Linked DNA regions of Homo sapiens: region 1 is linked to region 2. A link is an interaction called in ENCODE POLR2A ChIA-PET data of the cell type or tissue named here. Cell type or tissue: HepG2. All regions are shown on one strand. Links, peaks and the distances in the headings refer to the core of each region. The heading gives the core; the rest is flanking DNA.

The links. Peaks named below come from ENCODE experiments on the same cell type or tissue, not always from the same donor. Only the 100,000 strongest peaks of a DNase experiment are listed, where the experiment ranks them.
Region 1: POLR2A ChIA-PET joins it to region 2 with 6 read pairs; 17 of 35 experiments call an interaction of 5 or more read pairs at or near these places.

The regions. Positions count from the first base shown.
Region 1 is chr12:57,601,763-57,607,128 of GRCh38, reverse strand. PIP4K2C (phosphatidylinositol-5-phosphate 4-kinase type 2 gamma) reads right to left here. Exons shown (of 10, transcript NM_024779.5): 10 at 3,711-5,366. It overlaps DTX3 (deltex E3 ubiquitin ligase 3), which reads right to left and starts at 2,305. Exons shown (of 7, transcript NM_178502.4): 1 at 2,271-2,305; 2 at 1,398-1,558; 3 at 877-939; 4 at 611-686; 5 at 1-264. The coding sequence starts at 611. RefSeq lists enhancers at 1,911-2,423, 2,424-2,935. In HepG2, for the core only: no CTCF peak of the experiment used is centred there; no DNase peak of the experiment used is centred there; H3K4me3 peaks cover 1,393 bases; H3K27me3 peaks cover 359 bases.
Region 2 is chr12:57,512,196-57,517,515 of GRCh38, reverse strand. MARS1 (methionyl-tRNA synthetase 1) reads right to left here. Exons shown (of 21, transcript NM_004990.4): 14 at 5,163-5,280; 15 at 4,552-4,765; 16 at 2,665-2,796; 17 at 2,458-2,562; 18 at 2,180-2,366; 19 at 1,525-1,596; 20 at 1,179-1,271; 21 at 864-1,081. The coding sequence ends at 935. It overlaps DDIT3 (DNA damage inducible transcript 3), which reads left to right. Exons shown (of 4, transcript NM_004083.6): 3 at 78-247; 4 at 336-923. The coding sequence starts at 110. The coding sequence ends at 707. MIR6758 (microRNA 6758) reads right to left here and starts at 4,828; the gene lies at 4,766-4,828. In HepG2, for the core only: no CTCF peak of the experiment used is centred there; no DNase peak of the experiment used is centred there.

The DNA of each region.
Region 1 (5,366 bases), core at 101-5,100, 90 kb before region 2:
CCTCTTTTAGCAGCCCCTTGAGAGCCTTCCGGGCTAGGTAGAGCCCATTTGGAGGGGCCGGGGGAGGACCCTGTGGGGAAAGCTGGAGAACATAGATGTCAGAAGTCTCGCCATCTATGAGGATGGACACACGGTGCTCCTCCCGAAGCCGGGCCAGCCGGGCTGGGGTCTCTTTGCTCAGGAAGTCCCACACGGGCTTGGACACAGTCACTTTGTTCTTGCAGGTGCCTCCACAGGCTGCCATTCTGGACAGGACGAACGACACTGCCCCCAGGGTGAAAGGGACTCAGGGTGGGGGGTCCCCATTTGACAAGTATCAGTGCCTCCTACTTCAGGTTCCTTCCAAACCCTCTATTACCTCTGTTTTCTCAAAGCCTAATCCCCAACCCTTCACCCAAATTCATATTCTGTCTCCCCTTATCTTCCAAACCCAAAACCCACTGAAGAGCAAAAAAGTTTCCAGAGCTATATTATCATCTAAGCCAAGTATCAGTCTTGTTTCTCCTGTCATTTCTCCCAGATCATAGAAACAACTTGCCCCTCCCACCTCTTGGGGAAAAATGGGCTGTTTAAAGGGGAGGGAGACTCTTTGCCCCTCCTTTTTGCTTACTTTGATCCTGAAGAGCTTAGAATTGGCATGCAGGCTCACTCTTCTTTCCCTGCTCCCTACTTGTAGGTCGTGTGACCTGGTAGGGCGGAAAAATGGAAGGAAAGTGAGAAACCCCTTCTCCCAATTCCCATGGCCCCCAACCCAGCAGCCCATGGAACAGAGACAGAAACCTGGGTATAGGTTACTAAGAATGGCATTACTTGGAACATGGAATGAAGGAAACCAGTTTAAGGGTGAAAATTGAGGATCCCTTGCGGGGGAGATACCTGGAAAGCCCATGGAAGATGATGGCAGCAGAAATCCTTCTATTTCCACTCAGCTGACCAGGACTGGGAGTGGGGGAAGGGTAAAAAGTTATGATGGCAAATGTTACCATTCCCCTCAGCCAACCCAGAAATAAAAACTCCCCTTCCATCTCCTCTCTTCTCTGCAGAATTCCATTATCAGCTTCTCCCCAAGTTGCTCAAGAAGGAACTTCAACATGCTAACCTTCCTCCTTTCTTCCCCAGCTCTGAGGCCCCCAAGAAAGCCTAGGGCACACATAAGAGAAGTCAGGAAAGAAAACGCCCACACAGGTGGAGGTCTTCTTGCCACCTCCCTCAGATCACATGGACCGGAATATTTCCTATGCTCCCCAACTCCTCGCCTGCTCCACATTGCCAAATAATTCAGCCCCTATTGCCAGGGAGCCTTCCTTGAGAGCTAACTCAGTCCCTTCTGCTGAAGTCTGTTAAGGATGTGAACAAAGTGGCAGCAGCCCCTGCAATAACAAAGTTCTCATTGTCACCTTTTAAACCCAGCACAGGCAGTGCTGTCTGTCAGCTCCCAAGTCTGGCATTTAGGGAGGGGCGGGGCTCACACAAGGGCTCAGCTGGAGGGGCCTGATGTTTTCCCTGAGTCTGGTCGCATTGGGCTACGGGGCTGTCTCCACAACACTTCCAAATGCAGCTCAAACAGAAAGAAGGGCCATTAGTGTGACCTCCATTTATTGACTGATCCAAGAAGGAGCAGCTGTCCCTTCATGCCTCCATCATCGTCCCCCAAGGCCAGATGCACCTCGAGATTCATAAGTGAAAATGGAACCCTAGAGTCTCAGCCCATACAGTCTATCCGCGATGCAACACTTCTCTCCCCATCACGGGGGACCCAGGACCTAGGTGTCCTAGGTCCAAGTCCTGCTGGCACAGAAAAGGGAGGCGGGGCCCCAGTTTAGGGTGGGTCTGTGATTCCTCTGTGGCAACCCAGGCCGGACAAGGAACCAGTCTCTCCCTCCAGACAGAGGCCAGAGGGAGGCACAGCCCGGATGGGCAAGGGTCCCTGGGGGCATCCACTGAAGCAGCTCCCGCCCTCCCCCCACGGCCTCCTCCAAGACCCGACCCGGAACCAACTCCCCACATCCCTCAGTAGCCAAAGCCCCCGGATCCCCACCGCCGGGTGGGGGTGCATGTCGGCCCGATCGCAGCCCTCAGAACCCCCGAATGGAGGCCAAGGCTGGAGGGTGCTAGAAAGATGATCGGCCGGGCACGGAGCGGGGAGCCCGGAGCCGCGCGCGGGGAGGGGAGGTGGAGGAGGGGGCGCCGGGGGAGCGGGGGGCGCGTGAGGGGTGCGAGCGGGGCCCGGGGGGCGCGCGGTGGGTGTGGGGGGCGCCGGGCTCACCTACCTCTCGTCAGCGCCGCCATTGCCGGTCACATGACTGAGGCTGTTGCTGGGATGACGGTCCGGGCCTTAGCAACAAGGAGGGGGAGACCCCGAAAGGTGGGGGATTGCAGGGGGTGCAGGCTGAGGAAAAGGGAAGGAGGGAGGACAGCACCCCCTTTCCCCTCACAGGTGATAATCACCGTTCCTTTGACCCCCTTCTATCCGCAAGCCCCTGCCCTTCCTCCCCAAAACAAAAATGGAGGCGCTGTCCCAGTCTTTGGAGGGAGGGGGTGGCGTCATGGAACTGAGGGTAGGAGGTTAAATCCCTGGAGACGCCACCCTACTCGCTCCCCGCTCCCGGCGGAGCACTCTCCCTTTTCTTTCCCAGCCAGCTGCGTAGCAGCTCCCAGGAGCTGGTGGTGGATGGGTGGGTGAAGTGTTGGTGGGTATATGGGGATTCGGGGGGAGGGCGGCAATTTTTTGAATCCTTATGGTAGAAGGGCCTTTGAGGAACAATGTGGGATGGGAAGAGTCATAGTAAAAAGAAAAGCATTGGCTCTAAAAAATAAACAAATCCGGGTACTAAACTATTTCAATCCCCTCCCTCATCTCCTGCCTCTTTCTAGATTGTTACCTCCTATGACCCCCACAACCTGCTCTCAGATGATCATTGGTCAGTGCCTCTGATTTTTCTTTCCACAAACAGGGATATGGAGGCTGGTGCAGAATGGGAAGCGAATACATTTTTTAAAAAGTGGCTCGAGGTGGTGGTGGTGTCAAGTGTATGGTTCAAATAGAGTTAAAAACTCTCAAAGAAGAAAAAAAAAAAGCTCTGCTCTGCTTCCCACATCAAGCAGTCTCCGCCCAATCCAACTCACTTCCCTGGGGCCACATCAAGCCAGGTTTTTCCACCAGCCAAAAGACTTCCTCAGCCAAGACAGGCAGGAATCTCCCAAACTGGCAACAACCTCTATTCATCCACCCCTTTTTCACTCCCCCCTCTAGACTGGAGGGCTAGTCACTTTCTTCACTTTCCCAGGACCCTGCTGTACTCTTCCTTCCCTCCAGGAAGAGGACAGCTTTCCCAGGAAGCCTGGGGGAATACTAGATTCCTTTTCTTTTAGCTGGTGGGCTGAGAGGCCTACTCACCTTTACAAAGATGGAGTGTTAGCAAGCCCAGAACTCTGGGAAGAGGAAGGGTCCCATCACCCTACTCTTCCCTGGCCCTCACTACCGCTGACCTCCCACAAGGTTAAAGACTAAGTTTTCCATTCCCGTGCACACCCTTCACAGCCTTTTTAAAAAAGTTCACAGCCATCTGTCTAGAAACCCACATCCTTAGTTAGGGGCCCAACACCTTGAACACCAGAATTCTTCAGCTGGTCTCTGCACCCTTAAACACAGGCTCCCTGAGAGAAGTGAAATTTAAAAAAAAAAAAAAAAAGGCATTTCTGTACAGAAATTTGGATTGAATAATTTATTCCCTGTATTATTATAGTAACAGGAGCAAATACATAAATTTTTATTAATAAAACAAAAAAGATGAAAAACAGAAGCAACAAATGAAGACATCCATACTGCCCATAACACATCAGCCATATGATCAGAAAACCCATTTCTAAAGAGCAATGGTTGCTGGTGTCACAGAGTTTTATTGCATTCATCGGGGGAAAGGGAGATGGTTGGAATGAAAAAGATCCATCAGTCTTCTGACAGGAAGATGTTATATGGGGGCTCCAACCCCTAACTGGGTACTCCTCTTGCTACCACCTTTGGAGCAGAAGATGAAGGGGAGAGGGAGCTTCTCCCTATGGCCTCATGGCTTCTTGTGAGACAGATCAGTCCAGCCAGATACAGAGCAAAGCAGCTTTGCATCACCACAGGCCAGTTGCTGATGCCCAGCTTTATGTCTAAAAAAAAAAAAAGTGGAAGCCTCAAGGGGGATGGAGGATAGCAAGAAGAATGGGTGCCTTGGCCCCAGAGGCATTGTAGGGAGAGGAAGACAATGTATCTCATCAGGGTTCTCAACATTATGAGATTATCACACATCAACTATCTTTGGAGGGGCTGAGTGATTGAGTTATGGCTCTGACTCCTCTCTGGGGGTGGAGAGTGAAGATGACAAAGAAGGCCATCTGTCCCCTAGGAGACACAGTTGCAGTATAAGACAGGACAGAAGAGAACAGAAAAACAAATCCAACTGGAAAAAGGGGTGGGAGAAGGAAGTGTGCTAGGTACACACATCCAGGGAGTAGGGGAAGTTCCCACACTTGAGGCCTCCATCCTCTTGAAATGACCAGAATTGATCCAAGTAGAGATATTCCTTTCTTCTGGAAATAAACCTTGGGGATGGCTAGGCAGGATGAAAGGAAACTTTACATGGAGAATGAATCCTACACCCTGGCCCATCATTCCAGCCTCCAAAACTGGCCACACACCCACTGAAGGGTTCCAGTCCCAGGAGAGGTGTGAGGTTCTGGTGAAGAGCAGCAATAGTCAAACATCTTCCCCCAGGCTTGAATGCTTTTGGCCATCTCTGGGTTGCTGTGCCCAGATGTAGAGATGGGTGGAGATGGAATTGAGGTAAGGGAAGAGATTACTCAATCTATGACAGAGACCCAATCCAATTCTCTGCATAATCATGAGTCCTCTTAGGTCCCACCTCTGTGAGGTGCCAGGCTGCTGACCCACTCTCTACCCCACCTGTGTAGGAATGGCCATATTCCATCGTGTGTGTGCATGCCTGCACCCACATCTGTAGTATCTTGAGTGTCATCCATCCTAGGGCCCACCAGGAGGGAAGCATGCCATAGTGAGTTTTATAAAGTTATCAGCAAAATTCAGACACTTTTAGTTCATCCCACACAGCAAAGTGCATCCAGAGTAGTTGCTTGAGCCAGGTCCATCTGTCCAGTCAGGTCCTGAAGAAGGCAAACAACCCCCTTCCCCTAGCTCCTATATCATAGAAACAACAGGAGATATTACAAAGATCAAGGCACTTGGGAGAGAGTCAACAATAACATTCTAATACTACAAGCAGACTTCTCATGGGGAGGAAGAGAGGGAAGAAAAATGGGCAAAGAGGAAAAAGGACAATGTATTTCTGAGGGTCAGAAAG
Region 2 (5,320 bases), core at 321-5,320:
CAGACCAGCTTGCCAACTTGTGGCATAGACTGTTTGCTACATGGAGCTTGTTCCAGCCACTCCCCATTATCCTGCAGATGTGCTTTTCCAGACTGATCCAACTGCAGAGATGGCAGCTGAGTCATTGCCTTTCTCCTTCGGGACACTGTCCAGCTGGGAGCTGGAAGCCTGGTATGAGGACCTGCAAGAGGTCCTGTCTTCAGATGAAAATGGGGGTACCTATGTTTCACCTCCTGGAAATGAAGAGGTAAGAATGTTAGCCCTAAAGCTAAAGGGGGATGTTACCTTTCCCTTCTCAACTAATATCTATGTTCCCTTTCCTCATTTCCTTGAAGGAAGAATCAAAAATCTTCACCACTCTTGACCCTGCTTCTCTGGCTTGGCTGACTGAGGAGGAGCCAGAACCAGCAGAGGTCACAAGCACCTCCCAGAGCCCTCACTCTCCAGATTCCAGTCAGAGCTCCCTGGCTCAGGAGGAAGAGGAGGAAGACCAAGGGAGAACCAGGAAACGGAAACAGAGTGGTCATTCCCCAGCCCGGGCTGGAAAGCAGCGCATGAAGGAGAAAGAACAGGAGAATGAAAGGAAAGTGGCACAGCTAGCTGAAGAGAATGAACGGCTCAAGCAGGAAATCGAGCGCCTGACCAGGGAAGTAGAGGCGACTCGCCGAGCTCTGATTGACCGAATGGTGAATCTGCACCAAGCATGAACAATTGGGAGCATCAGTCCCCCACTTGGGCCACACTACCCACCTTTCCCAGAAGTGGCTACTGACTACCCTCTCACTAGTGCCAATGATGTGACCCTCAATCCCACATACGCAGGGGGAAGGCTTGGAGTAGACAAAAGGAAAGGTCTCAGCTTGTATATAGAGATTGTACATTTATTTATTACTGTCCCTATCTATTAAAGTGACTTTCTATGAGCCAAGGTCTTTTACTTTTTCTTCTTGCCTTTAGGGGCTTCAGGGGGTTTCCCCTCAGCTACAGCCAACTGTTTCTTTAGATCCAAGAGTTTCGCCACCTCCGCAGCAACCTCGTTCTTGTCTGCCTTTTGTGCTTTCAGTTCTCGGACAATGTTTCCCTAAGATAAAGGGGGGTGGGGAGGTAACAGTGAGGCAAGAAAAAGATCTATTTAGGATTCAGCTTGTCCAGTCTCCCACAGGGCTTAAGCTTCATACTTGTTTTGTCACTTCATCCATCAGCGCTTGTATCTGCTGTGGCTTGGCTGTTGTAACAGTCTCTACAACTGCTGGCTTCGGGGACGTTTTTGCCTGGAGAACAACAAAGTTATCACCAGCAACCATAAATATCCCCTAACCTCCAGTTTTATACAGCATCTCAGAGGGAAAGTGGTTACCTTTAAGTCGAAGGTCTCTTCTAGTTAAGACAGGAAAGAAAAACTGTAAGTGAGGAAGCGGCAGGGCCAAAAGATGGAAAGAGTGATGGGTGAGGACTACTTAGGGAAATTAGGGAAGTGATGCTGTGGCTGTTGTGGAGCGAGGGCACAGCCTTTAGCTTTCTCACCTGGCCCCCTCCAAAGCGCTGCCTTAAACTTTCAATCTGGTCATTTTCCAATTTTTGGAACAAGGGACTGACCTGTAAAAAAAGAGTTCCAGAATCATCTACTGATTGGATACAGACTCTACCATAGACTATACAGATGACCTCTCCAACCCCAATCTCTGATGTGTTTTAGAAAGAACGAGCTTAACACTGAGCTAATATCTGCTGATTTTAGGAAATTAGCTGTAGCTTTCCCTGTGAAACCCCAAATAATTTGTAGGGTCAAAGATTCTTTAAGCTCTCTAAGGATGCTAGGCTGATCCAGAAGTTTAGCAATGTACTTACTTTTTCATTTTGTGTCAAAGAGGAAATGGCTTTCCTGTATTTTCCCTGCCCACTATCTGCTAGCATTATGGAGACTAGGTGATCACAGTGTTTCTTCAAATATCTGTTTACCAGTTAGTTTTGTGTGCCAGGTTCTGGTTTCTGGCATGAAGAACAATGAAGATGTACAGATAATTCCGGACTTGTGAACGACTACCAAGGACTTTATATCAGAAACTTAGGAGTCCCATGACCAAAGTAACACTGGAGAGATGTTAGGTCTTCTCTCACCCACTCCAAAAGCTGCATGGCAAGAGTATCAATTTTAAGAGAGGCTGGCTCTTCCACCTACTGTGCCAATCTGGTGTCCTGCTGGTAAGGTACACAGGAAGTTTGTCAGCAGGATACTGCAGGCTGGAGGTGGGAGCTGCAGCTGGGCCTGGATTGTGGCACTAACCGTGGGCATGTAAGGCTGAAGCATGACAGAGAGCAAGGCAGCTATATTCACTGCCAAGCCAGTCACTGTTCCTGCCCGTTGCCTGAGGAAGAGGAGACATTAGTCAAGACCTCCAGGAGGATACAGCTTACAAGCCACTTTATGCCTTTAGCCAACCCTCCCCGCTTACCTACCTGTCAGCCTCACTGCCTTTAATCCGCTTCCAGGGCTCATTCACCTGAATATATTGGTTGCCATGTCGAGATATGGTGAGGATACTGCGCAAGGCATCCCGGATCCTGGGAAGGGAGGAAGCAGGCCAAGGTGTAATGTCCTACAGAGACCAATACAAGGAGGCTCTCAACATGCCAGCAGAAAAGACAGAGGTGTCAGTTACTTACCGAACCTTCTCAAGTAGCTGGTGATAGTGCTGGAGCTCCAGGGTGACATGGGCCAGCAGGCGCTGATCATCAGGGGTGAGCACCATCTCAGGCACATAGCCCCCAAAGAACTTAGACACAAACATCCCAGCTCTTGGTTGGGAGTAGGAAAGCAGAAGTGGAAAAAAGAGGGGAAGTTATTATCCCGTCTCCTTGTTAGAATTTCACCCAATTTCCACAGCTGTACATTCTCTCAGGATTCCTGCCTGGAACAGGTAACTCCTGGCTCCCTCAAGCTAGTAGACAAGGCCTAATTATTTACTCTTTCTCTCCCCTAAGAATCTGACTCTGCACATAAGAAACCTGATTAAGTTAAACAACTGTACCTCTTATTTTTAAGAAGTCATTACTCGGCCGGGCGCAGTGGCTCACGCCTAAAATCCCAGCACTCTGGGAGGCCGAGGTGGGCAGATCACCTGAGGTCAGAAGTTCAAGACCAGCCTGGCCTGGCCATGGTGAAACCTCGTCTCTACTAAAAATGCAAAAAATTAGCCGGGCGTGGTGGTGTGCACCTGTAATCCCAGCTACTCTGGAGGCTGAGGCAGGAGAATTGCTTGAACCCGGGAGGCGGAGGTTGCAGTGAGCCAAGATCGCGCCACTGCACTCCAGCCTGGGCAACAAGAGAGAAACTCCATCTCAAAAAAAAAAAAAAAAAGTCATTACTCAAAATGACCAAGCTGAGTATGTGTTAACTGCTATCAAACAAACACTCTAGGCAAGTACTTTTTTTTTTTTTTAATTTTTTTTTTTTTTGAGGATTCTCACTCTGTTGCCCAGGCTGGAGCACAGTGGCATGATCTTGGCTCACTGCAACCTTTGCCTCCCGGGTTCAAGTGATTCTCCTGCCTCAACCTCTTGAGTAGCTGGGATTACAGATGTGCGCCACCACGCCCGGCTACTTTTTGTATTTTTAGTGGAGACGGGGTTTCACCAGGTTGGCCAGGCTGGTCTCGAACTCCTGTAGGTAAGGACTATTTATTAAATGTGGTTAATTACCAAAGCTGAAAGTGAGTAGCAGGACTGACCTATAAGGGTCCAGGGCTCAGAGAGTGTGACTAAAGAATCCTAAATTCTGGAGAATACTGCTTTAGATTGCAGAAGAGCTGAGATAGGCACCAATGATAGAATGTGAGCCTAAGGTAACAAAAACTCTGAACTCTGAAGAGTATAGCAGAAGCCTTTTTTTTTTTTTTTTTTTGAGACAGGATCTCCCTCTTTTGCCAAGGCTGGAGTGTAGGGGTACGAGTACTGCTCCACTGCAGCCTCAATCTCCCAAGTTCAAGAGACCATCCCGCCTCAGCATCCTGAGTGGCTGGGACTACAGGTGTGCGCCACCACGCCTGGCTGATTCTTTTTGTAGAGATGGGAGATTCATTATGTTGGTCAGGCAAGTCTTGAACTCCCGGCCTCAAGTGATCCTCCTGCCTCAGCCTCCCAAAGTGCTGGGATTACAAATGTAAGCCACCATGCCCAGCCCACAGAAGCCTCCTACCCCCACACCAAAATAACCCCTTTCTTCAGCCAAACTTTTCAATGATCTGCAGGTGAACTATTTTGCTGGGAGAGAATACATCTTCAATTCTACAAAGAACAGTAATAAGGAAACAATTTACAAAAACCCACTTTATAACCAACTTTGCTAAATCACATCTCTACAGCTAACTGTTCCATCAAGCACACATAGCCTAGTATGTGCTAGGAACAGATCCCAATTAATAGAAATCAACTTTCCACAGTGTCCTCACAGCCTCCTGCCCATTTTCTAGTTCTCTCCACATTCCCATCTCCTGAGGGAAAATGAGCCCCACCCCAGCTCACTGCTAACTCTGACCCCTTACCAAGTCCTACCTGTTGATGAAGTTGCCCAGGTTGTTAAGCAGCTCAGAATTATTCTTCAGCAGCAGGTCCGTCCAGGAGAAAGCACTGTCCTGGCCCTCAGGCCGAATGTACAGCAGATAGAAGCGCCAGATGTCAGCAGGGATCCCCGTGTCCTGGGCCATGTCCCCAAACACTCCCACACCGCGGCTCTTAGAGAATTTCCCATCCTCATAGTTCAGGTACTCTGGACAGAGGAGAATGAGTGAGAACCATCTGCTCACATCACATCCTTCCCCTCTCTAGCCCACTAACTCTTCCTTCTTTCCTCTTTCTAACCTCAACTATGGGTGTCTAGCAACATTTCTCCTTAAGGGGCTGGTATGCTCAGATTTTGGGAGTCCCTTCCTATCCATTCTGGCCCTTTTTTCTCTTTGCTTATATCTACTAAAGAGTTTTAGCTTTAGACTTTTGCTTTCTTCAGGTTCTTGTTCGTTTCTCTAGGTTGAGTTCTCATTTTAATTATTTCCTATTTCAGCTCAACTCCTAACTCAAGATAGCAGCTCTCCAAGATCTTTTTCCAAGTACTGCCTCACCCCTCATTTCCTATGAACACCCCATCAGTAGTCTTCCAGGGTACTTACCTGTAGCAATGAGGTGGCTGACCAAGGTATAGTTATCCTCAGCTCCTAGGGCTGAGCAAGGAAAGACTAAGCTATGGAAAGGAACATTGTCTTTGGCCATGAACTGATACAGGTCCACCTAGGGGAATGTGGTTAGGAGAGATTTCCTGAGACCTCCT